2 separate regions of the Homo sapiens genome follow, and region 1 is linked to region 2. The links are chromatin contacts, found by Hi-C in ENCODE. All regions are on one chromosome and are shown on one strand. The core of a region is the stretch at or near the end of the contact, and the rest is flanking DNA. Distances in the headings are between cores, read along the strand shown. Region 1 overlaps CD96 (CD96 molecule). Region 2 holds the start of CIP2A (cellular inhibitor of PP2A).

Region 1 (6,546 bases), core at 2,389-4,888, 3.0 Mb after region 2:
CAGACCCTCCACTGAGTGTTACAGAATCTACCCTTGACACCCAACCTTCTCCAGCCAGCAGTGTATCTCCTGCAAGTAAGAATGTTTTCACACTGAGCTATTGATTTAACCAAGCAGATTGATAACGATAAAATTTCAGCAAACTTGCATCATTCATGCCTGTTTCTTAGCTATGACTTTTTTGGGGCTGAAATTGGGTTTTATTTTTTAACAGCTTTATTGAGATATAATTCACGTCACATTAACTTGCCCATTTAAAATGTATGATCTAATGGTTTTTAGTATGTTCACAGACTTGTACAACCATGACTACAGCCAATTTCAGAACATTTTCATCATCTAATAAAGAAACTCCTAAACATATTAAAGTATCATTCTCATGGCTTCAAAGAGTTAACATAGCTTCCAAAATCCTTTACTTAAAGCCCTGGGAAAATCAAGGTAAATAAATATTCAGTGAGGAATTTAAATTCTGTATTTATTATTAAATAGGTTAATAAATGACAGTCATTCTCCAAAACAATGTTCTCAGTGGGGAGTTTAAGAGATTGGTTGTAAATGGGGATAGGCCAAAAGAGGTTGAATCCTTTTAAATTTAAATTTGTTCTGGTTCAAATTAATGTTGACAAAGTTGACTGGTAAGGACTATGAATTCAGCCCTCCCATCTGAGGCATCATTAATAATGGAGGTCAGTCTGGGTCAGCAATGCTATGGCAAAGGAGTGGCAGTGACTCTCAAAACTTGTCATTGATGCAACAAATCATAAATTCCCACGTCTGTGGCTTTTGTGTCTAACAAAGAACCATGGTGACTCTCTAATACACAAAAGCTTATATTCTATGTAAAGTAGAAGTATGGCTCTCATTTCTCATTTAATTAAAACTATCAATTTTAGCTCAAAATGAGAACTGAAAATGGAATAAAACAAAAGCAGTCAGTAGGAATGAACAATTCCTTTGGCTGGTAACCTTTGGCATGTAGCCTGCAGTCGCTGTCACAGGTTGATACTTCTCAGAAAATGAAGCAAGTGGCAGAAAAGCTTGCAAACCACCCATCAAAAGTTTCATATCCATCTGATTTTCTCATGTTCTTAATGTTTTGTAATTTTTCTTTTCTTCTTTTTTTGAAGCCTCTTTTTCTTCTACTTTTAACTCACTGCCGGTTAATCATGGCATTTTTCATTTAACAAGTATTAGCATATTCAAAAATAATAAAACCTTAAATCTCTCTAGTATCCTGTGTATTAGTTATCCATTGCTGCATTAAAAATGCCCCAAATTTTAGCAAAACATATATTGTCGCATATGGTTTCTGGGGGTCAGAAATTCAGGAGCAGCCTAGCTGGAAGGTGCTAACCTGGGTTCTTTCATGAGGTGCAGTCACACCGTTGGCTGAGGCTTCAGTCATCTGAAGGCCTGACTGGAACTAAAGAATCTGCTTCTAAGCTCTAGCATATAGATGGTCTCAGTTCCTCAGCACATGGTCTTCTCTATAGCTCTGCATACAATATGGCAGTTGGCTTCCTCTGGACCAAGTAATTCAAGAAACAGTGTGACTAAGTCAAAAGCCATATTGCCTTTTTATGGCTTAGTCTCCAAAATTGCATGTCATTACTTCTGCTTTATTTTATCTACTAGAAGTAAGTCACTAGGTCCATCTTATACTCAAGGGGATGAGAATTAGGCTCCAAGTCTCAAAGAATCTGTGAACAAATTAAAGCCACCATACCCTGTCATTTAGAAGTGTCTGTAAATAAAAGGCAATGTGGTTTGATCTTTATTATGAGTGGTAGACAGAGCAAGCATTATTGTTCCCACTTGCCAGATGGGGACTTTAAGACACTGAGAGCTTAAGTGATCACATACCTAGTAAGTGACAGTGTTTTGCATTCACACCACAGTGTTATGACCAAATTTAGTTCTCACCACATTAGACACCATTTTTTCTCCAGTTGGTCTAAACATATCGTGAGAACAGGAACCGTATTTGTTTTTCCTCCTAGCACAGAGTAGAGAGTCAAAAACTATTAGTTGAATAACTAACTGAATGAATGAAATAATTAATAAGAATAATGTTCCTTCACTATGTAGATGTTATTTAATAGATTATTTAATGCTAAAGAAAAAAGATAAAAATAGATTTCTGCCTTCAGAAAGGTTGCAGTCTACTTGGAAGAGAAGGTATACACACATAAAAATAATAATTCAAAATACTAAGATGAAAGGTGGTGTACCTTACAGAATTAAAATGCCCAGGGAGAGGTACAAACCAGTAAGTATTAGACTTTGAAAGTTCTTTGTGAGTTCATGGGCTCAGAAAATGTTACCCGGGAGAGATGAAATAACTTGACCTTTGAAGTATGTATTGTATATATTTGACTCAGTGGAGAGCTCGAAAGAACGTTCTAAACAGAGAAAACAAAGTGAGCATTTGTGCAGTGACAAAGATGTTTATGGGCATTTGAGAAAGCATCAGTAGATAAGTTTGGATCAAAGAGGTGGTATTGTGTACCAAAAAAACAGGGATGAAAATTGGAAAATGCAAAGTAAACAAAGCCTTGAGCCCCAGTTTAAGGACTCCAAATGCTATCCTTTATGAAATGGGGGAAGGACCTCATTCCACTTTATTTTAGAAAGAAAGTGGTATTATTTATTCATCAAATATTTATTGAGCACTTACTATATATCAGGTACCTTTGTAGGTGCTGTGAATACAGCAATGAACAAAACTGAAAAAAAAAATGTCCTCATGGCATTTATATTCTGCTAGTTAAAAGCAGACATGAATTTCTTCTAGTTGCATTTTTATGGGGTTAGTCTACATACACTAAGTGCTTATATCAGTGCTTACAAACACAATTCTTCTGTGACAAAATTCAAAGCAAAAGAAAGCAGTTGTTACACTTCAGAAGCCTACAATTTAATATAGTTTTAGTATTAATGAAGGAAAGAAAGCACAGTCAAGTACCATATTTGTTTAAAAAGCAGGGGGGAAAAATGCCACCTGATCTACTATCACACTAAGACGATGTAGTTGGGAAGTCTGTGCAGACTCAAAAGACCTCCGTAAAACAAGGTTCCACCACATTGGACCTGAGGATTGTGTTAGATAAGTGGTTGTCAACCAGGGTAATTTTGCCACTCCAGAGGACCTTTGGCAGTGCCTGGAGACATTTTGGGTTGTCACAATGAGGGTAGGAGGGTGCTACTGGCATCTAGTGTATAGAGGCCTGGGATGCTGCTAAACATTGTACAACACAGCCCAGAACAGCCCTCACAACAAAGAATTATTTGGTTCAAAATGTCAATAGTGCCAAGGCCAAGAAGACTTGTTTTAGATCAAGGCTTAGGTGTAATTACAGTAGGTATCTCTTACTTTACAAAATCAAATCTGGATTTCTGTCAAGATGGCAACAATAGTTTATGTTTGGAATAATTTTCTGTTTGATTTTGTATGTCAATAAAACTCATGTTAAACCAGTGGCAGATTATGTCTAAATAAACTTATCTTTTTGGAATAATCACTGAATTACTATTGAAAAATCCAAATTTTGCCTTGGCAAACTGGAGGGTAATTGTGAAATCACACGATGACTTCCTGCCTCAGAAGCTGGTAGGATTCACCTTTGCATGTTCTTTGAAGAAAGGAAGTGAGATGAAGTATGTCACGGAAACCAACTTCAAAGGCTGTGGTTTCATTCCGAATTCTAAGATGTAATGAGCTTTATAATCCAGTCATCATTACGAAGCTGCATGTCTGGCTGCAAGCATCCAATTCTTATTTTTTCCTCGATGAAAGGATATTTTTTAAACAAATGTTGAAGGTCATGAAAGCAATATTCTTTAATGAGGGGAGGAGAACTTAATAACTCATAACAAACTGTAAGAGTTATCCAGGGAAGCCCAGCTCAATTCAACCTGAACCAATTCGTGTTTGCTGAGTCCCAGCTGCATTCTCAGCGCAGTTCAAGGAAGACAGGCTGACAAGCTAAGTGGCAAGATGAGACAAGTCCATGTGGAACAATCAGAGACAACTGATGAATCCAGGGTGGGGCTGTACAGACACAATTCAGGAGTTTCCGTCGCCTTGAGGAGAGAGCCCTGTGCCTTTCAATTCACTGGCTATGATTTGGCTAAGAGTTACGTAGCCTAAGAGATGCCAACCCGGTGTGGCAATCATCCAAGACACTTATTCATGAAACTCATAAGTATGGAGCGCCTACAATGTGTCAGGGACTTTTGAGGTACAGGATACAGTGATGAACAAGACAGACAGGGCTCCTGTTGCTTACAGAGCTTACGATCCTGTGTGACCCACTTGCCTTGCCTCCTGTTTTACTGCCCATCAGTCCCTTTGGCTCTGCCTCCTATTGTTATGTCTGCACATGACCCTTAGACCTGATGATGTTGATTTTAATATTAAGCCCTTTCTAAGGACTTAGCTGGTCCTCACTATCTGGGTCTTTCTATTCCTGGATACTTAGAGTAAAACACTAGGTCCAGTCTGCCTCTAACCCTCAGCCAGCACCCCAGGTAGACATAACTGATCTTCGGCAAGTGGATGATCAGACATTGAGGGGCACAGGGTAAAGGAAGCAACTGACCAGGGGATGCAACAAAACTACTGATTTATGAGTAAGCATGTCAGAAATGGTGGGGGATCAACCCAGAAGACATGTCATTAGATGAGATTAGAAGAAAGTAAATCAGAAATTCGGCAGTTGATAGGGGCATTGGATTCTAGTGTTAACAGGGGAACGCCAGAGAGAGTCTGCAAGACAGTGAGAAGGCTCCAGTGATTTGTTTGTGATAGCAACTTCTGACCCCTTTGCTAGTCATGCCATGCCTGTATTCAGGTGCCTCAATTGCTGTCCAATAGTTTCTGCCTTTATCAACATGTATCTGCTGCTGAAAAGTAAGAAAAGTCAGTGAGTGCTGGGGGAAAGGAAGGGGGATCAGGGAAGTCTTCATGCAGGGTCTGGAAGAAAATACTGACTCAGGTGGAAGAAAGATGAGAAATGGATCTTCACATTCGCATCATAAGCAAAGGCGTAAAACAAAATGAGTGCAGGACATGAGAAGACAAGCAGGAGTTCTGACATTGCTTGTTGGGAGAGGGCTAAGGGTTGATTAGGTGGGGTGGAACAAGGTAAAGATGAGCTTCAACTCATTTAGCCCCAATTCATAGCCCACAGCCCAGCATGTCTCCTTTATGCTGGACTGAAGGTCAGTGCCCATGTTATCCTGACCACGCAGATTGATGAGGCCGATTCAAATGTGTTTAGATGTAGTTGAAGGCCTGTATTGTCCAGTTAATGTCACTACTGTGTTTAAACGTCAACTAATGGGCTATGAATCGGGGCTGTGATCTGAACAACAAATAGCCACTATGGCTTTTTTTGTATGTGGGAAAATGTCAGGAAAACAGCAGTTATGTATATGGTAGGTGATAGTTGCAAGAGCAGGGAGAAAAAAGACTAAATGATATAGATTTAAAGTGGTTTAAGTTTGTTTTCCATGATCACGAAGGTGGTTAAAAAAATGATATGATCTGAACTAGAATGGGCATTTGTAGAAATGGAGAGTGCTGCAACAGAGGCTCACCAGGATTGTCTGCCTAAATACAGGGACTAAAAAGGTTTTCAGAGAACAATCATACAAGGACCTTTCCATTTTTTCCCTAGCAATTACATAAAAATGTTTACCAACTGCCATGATTGTATAATAATACTAAGCAATAATATTAATATTTGTTGGTTGCCTCCAATGTGTATGGACTGTTCTAAACTAGTAAATGTATTTTCTCATTGAATCCTCCCAACAACACAATTACTTAGGTACTATTATTATCCCACTTTACAGATGAAGATACTGAGGCACAAAGAGGTTAAATAACTCACCCAAAGTCATGCAGAAAGTAGATGAGCCAGTATTGAGCCCAGACAGACTTCAGACCTTGAGTCCTGCTGCCTCAAAGAGTACATGGTTGGTGCTGAATAAATGTCTTTAGACACTGAATAAATCCCTTCTAGTGTGAAGCTGTTATAGGTCTTAGGAAAAGGTCAAACATGACACCTATGCTTATATTAATCTCTCCCTTTTTCAGACCAGTGTTTTCCTGAGACATGCAGCATCTGAGAGTGAAGATAACATTTCCTCAGTTGGAAATAAATTAGAGAAACCCCTCCTGCATCTGTAGCCCACCCCCGCCATCAACACTATTATCATATAATTCTCACTGTAGATATGAATCTACAGAATCCATACAAAACTCCAATGCTTTTCCTTGAATCCTGGGAAATTCTGTTTATTGTATCTTTTTCATCACCTTCCACCTGGGGCACACAACATTCTGCAGACTGTTAAAAGGATTTTTCTTTTTTCTACATCTGTCACCTGTAAGTCAAGGTTAGCCTTCTTGATGACTAGTTTACTTTGGGTATTCATCTATTCAGTTACTCCCCTTGGGGTGAGATTCCTCAGGGTAAAAGCTATCAGTTGACCTATTTTTCAGTTTATTTCATAATTATTGAGTATCTACAAGCT
Region 2 (6,656 bases), core at 2,160-4,659:
ATATCTTTTCTACAAAGATGGCAAAACCATTAGTTACCTTAGAATAAGACTAACTCTGTCCTGAATACTTATTTTAATAAGATCAAGCCTAAGCAGGCTGCTTTAGCATCCCTCTAATCTTTCCTTTCTGTATCCTCCCTTTATTCTCTCACCCACATCAGTTTTTCTTCTAAGGCTTTGCTGATAAGAGTTTCACATTATCTGTTCCCAAGGAGTGTTTTAACATTACTAAAGTAAAAGTCTATACAAGAAAAAATAAGTCCAAATATGAAAGTGCAGATGCCAGTAACAGATATTCTGGGGTAGGAAATACTGTGGGCATTACCCTGTTGCTTATTTATAAATCTAGCTCTCCAGAATAAGACACTTGCTGTTTTAAAAATGATTCTCTATAGGATTGGTCCTGTATCTCATTAACATAAATTGTCTAACATGTAATAATTATATGCACTAGGTAAAATAAAAATTGCTTTACAAGTTTTCCCTTTACTTATACTGAATCTCTTAAAACAAAGATAATTTATTTTAATAATAACTAATACTTATACAGCACTTACTCTGGCCTAGGCATCGATCTAGGCACTTTACATATGTGAACTCTTTTCATCTTCATAATAACTCTATAAGGTAGGTACCACTATTTTGTTTTGCAGATGAGTAAACTGAGGTACACACTGATAGTAAAGAAGCACAACTGGAATTCATATCTAGGCAGCTTGGTTCCTGAATTCATGCTTTTAATCACTACACAAAATTAGTGTTATGAAACATCATCATTAAAAATCAGATTAGCTCAGCTTTGCCAGTCATCAAACATTCAAAGCCTACACTCTGCATGGGGCTATAAAAGTGTGGGAGAAGTACAGAAGAATGAATAATCTCCTTTCACATGATACCCATCTCTCTTTGCATACTCAGATCTCGCTCTCATGAAGTCTGTACAAAGACATTCACCATTAAAAATACAAATACTGTCAACCAAAATGGTTAAAATTAAGAAATATGAAAACATCAAGGGTTGGTGTGGATAAGTGATGGTAAATTTCACATATTGCTAGTGGGAAGATAAAATGGCATATTTCAGAAAATTGTTTGGCAGTTTCAACTAAAACGGAACATATAGGCATATGTTCCAATGCTCTAACAATTCTACTCCTAAGTATATAAATGTGTGCATATATCCACAAAAAATGTATGTCTACAACAGCTTTATTCTTAATTCCACCCAGAAATGTAAACAACCCAAATGCCTATCAACAGGAAAGTGTATGTAAACTGTGGTACACTTATACAATAGAATTCTACACATCAATAATAAAAAAAATGAAGTAGCGGTACATGTGCAACATGAATTTCACAGATTTTATTGAGTGGAAAAGGCCAGACACAAGAGTACATATTGTATGAGTCTACTTACCCAAACCTTATGTGAAGAGGCAATGAAGAAACCCTATGGGGCTAGAAATGTTCTGTATCATGATACAGGTGGTAGCTACTCTACCTATATGTTAGCTACCAATATGGTAGCTATGGTACCTATATATTAAAAACTATCAAACTCTTCACTTAAGATTAATGCACTTTATGCTCTGTATGTATTTTATCTCTTAATTACAAAAAGTCCTTTTTAGTAGTAACCTGAAGCCAGTGCTCTTCATACCTTTGCAACAACGGTAGAAGAGTTTTATGTAAACCCCTTGAAAGTTTAGGAATACAGTAAAGACCCCATCCCATATTTTGTTTAAGTCTCTCTTTTTTTTTGTTTTGTTTTTGAGACGGAGTCTCACTCTGTCACCCATGTTGGAGTGCAGTGGAGCGATCTCTACTTATGCAACCTCAGCCTCCCGAGTTCAAGCGATTCTCCAGCCTCAGCCTCCCGAGTAGCTGGGACAACAGAGAGACGCCACGCCCAGGTAATTTTTGTATTTTTAGTAGAGACGGGGTTTCGCATGTTGGTCAGGCTGGTCTCAAACTCCCGACCTCAGGTGATCCGCTCGCCTCGGCCTCCCAAAGTGCTGGGATTACAGGTGTAAGCCCCTGTGCCTTAAATCTCTTTCAGTGCACAACCTTCCTGTTTATTCAAAGAAAGGTAATGCTTCAGAATAGCATACAAAATGCTTAACTCCCGATTTTTAAATTAAACGGACTGCCCTGCTTATTCTGCGGCTTCTGGAGCCTATGCTAATTCAGAAGCAAAGCCTTAAGCATTTAACAGCTAACACCTTAATTATTAGGTTTGCAGGCACTTCTTAAAATAAAGAATGAAAAAGAGAAAACAAATGTACTTAGGAGATGGGCACTTGAAGTAGGGAAAAGAGGAGCACCAGTGAAGCTCAAGATAAGACAGACACATTTAATACAACAGCAGCTTCACTAACAGCTGCTGTTGCTCTACTACTGGAAATCATTTTTTTCCTGTAATATTTTACAAATTTTTGGCACATTAGTCTTTTATCATAGGGTTAATATAATACAATATATTTTAAAATTATGTTCAATTCTACCTTAACAGAGGAAAGCTGTGACACAGAGAGTTAAAATAAGCCTTAATTGAGCTTTAAAAAAATTAAACTGAGGTCAATGTTAGTTTGAATTCCGTAAATGCAAAACAAATGAAAGCAGAAGATTAAGATCCTAAAACAAACGGAATCGTCTGGACACATATCACTAGAATAGAAAAAAAGGCAATTCAGCATTCTAAGATTAAAAAACTGTAAGCAATGTATTTTGGTAAAGAAAAAGGATTACGCTTACTAGGAAGGGGAAGTGCTTCTTAATGTTGAAATAATGTTTTTCAAGTTTGAGTTCAACCCGAGTTCAAGTAAGAGCAGTAAGCAACAAATTCAATTATAGATTACCGAAGGGCAAAACCAAGTTTTAATCATGACTTTCCGTCACTGAGAATAGTTGTGTATTGAGGGCTTGGTTTCGTAGAAAAACCAAAACTAGAAGCAAAGGAAAAGATAAAGTTCCGAGCTTTTTCCGTTACCTACTCGAAACAACCTGAACTTCCCAACCTTTTGCCCCACTCCCGCTTTTCCTAGAGCCTTCAGTGAGCGCTCTTGCCTCTCGCTGCGGCCAGCGGAACCCCGACACTCACTAGCCTTTACCAGTACGAAAAGACAACAGAGGGATCGAAGGACTGTCCTTTCTTTCCCAGGCTGGGGCCGCCACTCCTCGGCCTCACTGTGAAATAAGAATTGCTAGGGGAAGCCCCATCTGTCCTCTACCCCAGAGCCTCTCACCTCCAAGTGCCGCAAAAGCTGAGTGGCGTTCGCCTCTGACTTCACGGCTTTGTACTGACTGACAGTCAGGAGCAAGGACTTCAAGCAGGCAGTGGAGTCCATTGCACCGGCCGCGGCCCGGCTTAGGGACCACCACCGCCCAGCGTGCGCCGGCCTTTAGCTTTCGCCGCGCTTTTTTTGATTTTCGGCCCCACCCCCTCGCTCTCAGAAGCTTCCGGATCCGGTCGGGCTCCGGAAGTCCCTAGGCACCCTAGGGGACCGTTCTCGGTGACGGCCGGGGTGGGCCAGGGGTCGAGGTGATTTGTGGGTCCAGGACGGGGGTTGGGAGCTGCCCCCGCTAACCCACCCTCGTCTGAGAGGCCGCGAGGTTTCGGCCTGAGATCCCGTGAAGGCGAGAAATCTCGCGATTTCTCGGGAGAGGAATCGGTTAGGAGAAGGGGGATTCCTCACTCAGCTGTGCGCTCTGATTTCGTGCGCTTCCTCGTCCTTCATGTTGGATGGCCAGTTTTTCGTTTGTGCGTCATCCTCTACCTGAGAAATGGTCGCTTGCCCCTAGTCTAGACACGGTGAGGAGCTCTGAGGAGAAGAATCTTGGGCCCTAGATTTTGAGGCGGCCTGGGAGGGGCCTCGTTTTTAAATCTCTCCTACACCCGCCCCTTCTGCCCGGGGATGGTAGTTTCTCAGAGTCAACCTATTGGCATTATGTGGCAAATTAGTCATGCCCTGACCAAAGTATTTGTCACATTTATTCGAGAAGACTACCTCCTGCTGACCCTGGGCCAGGTATTGCTCCGGAGGGTGTTACTCGTTAGCGTCAGTTTTTGTAAGTGAAGGTGTCTGTTTCTCTCTGGCATGATTGATTGTTTTATAATTCTCGATGTCTACGAAAATGGCACTATTATTTGCGTTTTTTAAATCGGAGATAGCTTAATATTATTGCATGTGTATGTAATGAAGCGAGTCAGTTACTGGTTTTGGAGCTTTTTGCTTAATATTTCCTAACGTCGAATAAAGCTTTAAAAACCAGGATGTAGAAATTGTAAGAATAGGGTACATTTCCATTTAATTAAATCGTTTATCAGAAATCATGTTTTTTCACTTCAAAAGAATTTTTTTGAATTACTAGATTTTTGAAGACAGGTTTGGTGTTTTGGTTTTGTTTTTTATAAAAGTTTAAATCTGAAAGATAAAAATGATTTAACCAGTTGGGACATTCATGTAAAAATCTTTGGGTAGCTTGTGTGTTCATTTATGCTTTCATTCATTCCGTAAACAATTATAGAGCGTGTAACATGGGTTAGAAACTGCCAGTCAGGGAACAGAGATGAAGTAGTATCCCCTGCTGCGAGGGAACTGTCTAGTAAGGGAAACATACAAAATAGTACTTTTGAAATTCACCACATAAATGAGAGGCACCATGCAGTAACATGCAGCAGTGGTAAAGAGTAGAGAGCCAGGTTGCTTACAGATTCTAGCTCCACCTTTGACGATGTGACTCTAGGCAAGTTCTCACTGCTGCAGAATCTTCATTAGGTAAAATCTGGCCAAGGGAGATACCTGGTTCATAGGACTGTTCATTCAATAAGTAGTTCATTGAGAATCTACAATGTGCTAAGCACTTTTCTAGACACAATAGACTCAGTGAAAAAAACAAAAATACTACTGGCATGCAACTTACATTTTGGTAGGGAACCAAATAATAAACACAATAAATAAGTAAGGAAAATGATATAAAGAGAAAAATAGACGTTATTACTCTAGAATAATGTTGGTAATTGATAAGGGAAATGGGAAGGTGACCTCATTAAGAAAGCAACATTTGGGGAAATGCTTCAAGGAGTTGAGAAAGGGAGCCATATTCTATGGGAAAAGGTTTTTAGATAGAGGAAATGGCAAAGAAAGACCCTAAAGTGGGATACTGTATGCCAGAAACAAGGATGCCATGTGGCTAGTGTAGAAAGAACGAGGAGGAGAGGAGTAGAGATGAGGTCCTATACGGTCTTGGAGATGGTTAAAAAATGAATTAATGTAAAGTGTCAGCTGTCATCTGGCATAATTAAGTTCTCAGTGTTACAGTCAGTGCCTCATTGGCAAATGAAGTGATCAGAGTTTGATAGTGTTGGACTTTTCATCTGTGATGATGTGTCAGCATCGTCCCCATTCAGAGGCCCAGGGTAATGCGCAAAGCTGCGTGCTATCAGTGCCATCTTTGTTGGATTTTGACTTAAGCAGTCATACAAATTTTGTATTCTCTTCTGTAATTAATATCAAATGTCTTTCTCAAAAAATCTTCACCAAAATTGATGTTGTAAGTTTAGTAAGAGGGATCGTTTCTAGCTGTGATAAGTCTTGACATTTTTAATCAGAGATACTTGCATATCCTAATTTGAGAAACACCAATCCATACTTTTAGGCCTCAAAAAGGGAAGAAAAGGAGCAGGAGGCCAGGAGCAGTGGCTCACGCTTTTAATTTCCAGTTTTTTGGGAGACTAAGGCAGGAGGACCTTGAACCCAGGAGTTGGAGCCAGCCTAGGCAACATAGTGAAACGCCATCTCTACAAAAAATGAAAAAATTAGCCGGGCATGGGTGTGCTCACTTGTAGTCCTAGCTACTCTGGAGGCTGAGTTGGGGGGATCACTTGAGGCTGCAGTGAGTGTGATTGTGCCACTGCACTGTAGCCTGGGTGGCAGAGTGAGACCCTGTCAAAAAAAAAAAAAAAAAAAGAGATGAGTCTGGGTCCCAATGACCAAAGGCCTTATTAGCCTTAAACTTGGACTCCATCTTGAAGTCCGTGGCAATCTCTGGTTTTAAACTGGCACCTGGTCTAGTCAGGTTTGTTTTTAGATTGATTACTCTGGTAGCTGAATGAACTATGATTTTGGGGAGGATAAGACTGGAAAGAGGGACACTAATTTTCTGGAACCTTCTAAAGGATAACCAGGATAATTGAGGTGGAGATACAAAATAGGTGACAAATTCGAGAAGTATATATGAAGTAAAATAGGTAGGATTTGGTGACTGATAGTGGATGTGAGGCATGAAGAGAGGGATGAGTCTAGCAGATACTAAGTTTTTAGGTTGGATGAATGAGAAGATACAGATACTGCTGAGTTAGTTAATAGAAAGTATTAAGGGTGTGCCAGGCGTAGTGGCTCATGCCTTTTATTCCAGCACTTTGGGAGGCTGAGGCAGGAGGATCTCTTGAACCCAGGAGTTCAAGACCAGCTTGGGCAATATGGTGAAACCCCACCTCTACTAAAAATACAGAAAATTAGATGGGTGTGGGTGGTGCATGCCTGTAGTCCCAGCTACTCAGGAGGCTGTCATGGGAGGAACACCTGAACCTGGGAAGTCAAGGCTGCAGTAAGCCATGTTTGCCCCACTGCACTCCAGCCTGGGCAATGTGGGCA

What was found. A loop is a pair of places that touch in the nucleus more often than their neighbours do. Pooled maps may share reads with other maps.
Region 1: a pooled map shows a loop between it and region 2 (8-fold over the local background). The contact joins the enhancer-like site here to the promoter of CIP2A in region 2. A Hi-C loop is called at or near these places in 7 of 50 pooled maps.

The regions. Positions count from the first base shown.
Region 1 is chr3:111,606,718-111,613,263 of GRCh38, forward strand. It overlaps CD96 (CD96 molecule), which reads left to right. Exons shown (of 14, transcript NM_005816.5): 8 at 1-75. Among named protein-coding and RNA genes, the nearest start is that of ZBED2, 15 kb to the left of the region's middle. RefSeq lists an enhancer at 3,121-4,320 and a silencer at 3,713-3,762. Within about 2 kb of position 3,639, at least 5 of the 41 ENCODE cell types and tissues checked have a DNase peak (open chromatin) inside an H3K27ac peak, as active enhancers do.
Region 2 is chr3:108,586,029-108,592,684 of GRCh38, forward strand. It overlaps CIP2A (cellular inhibitor of PP2A), which reads right to left and starts at 3,410. Exons shown (of 21, transcript NM_020890.3): 1 at 3,246-3,410. The coding sequence starts at 3,347. It overlaps DZIP3 (DAZ interacting zinc finger protein 3), which reads left to right and starts at 3,694. Exons shown (of 33, transcript NM_014648.4): 1 at 3,694-3,811. RefSeq lists an enhancer at 3,609-3,888.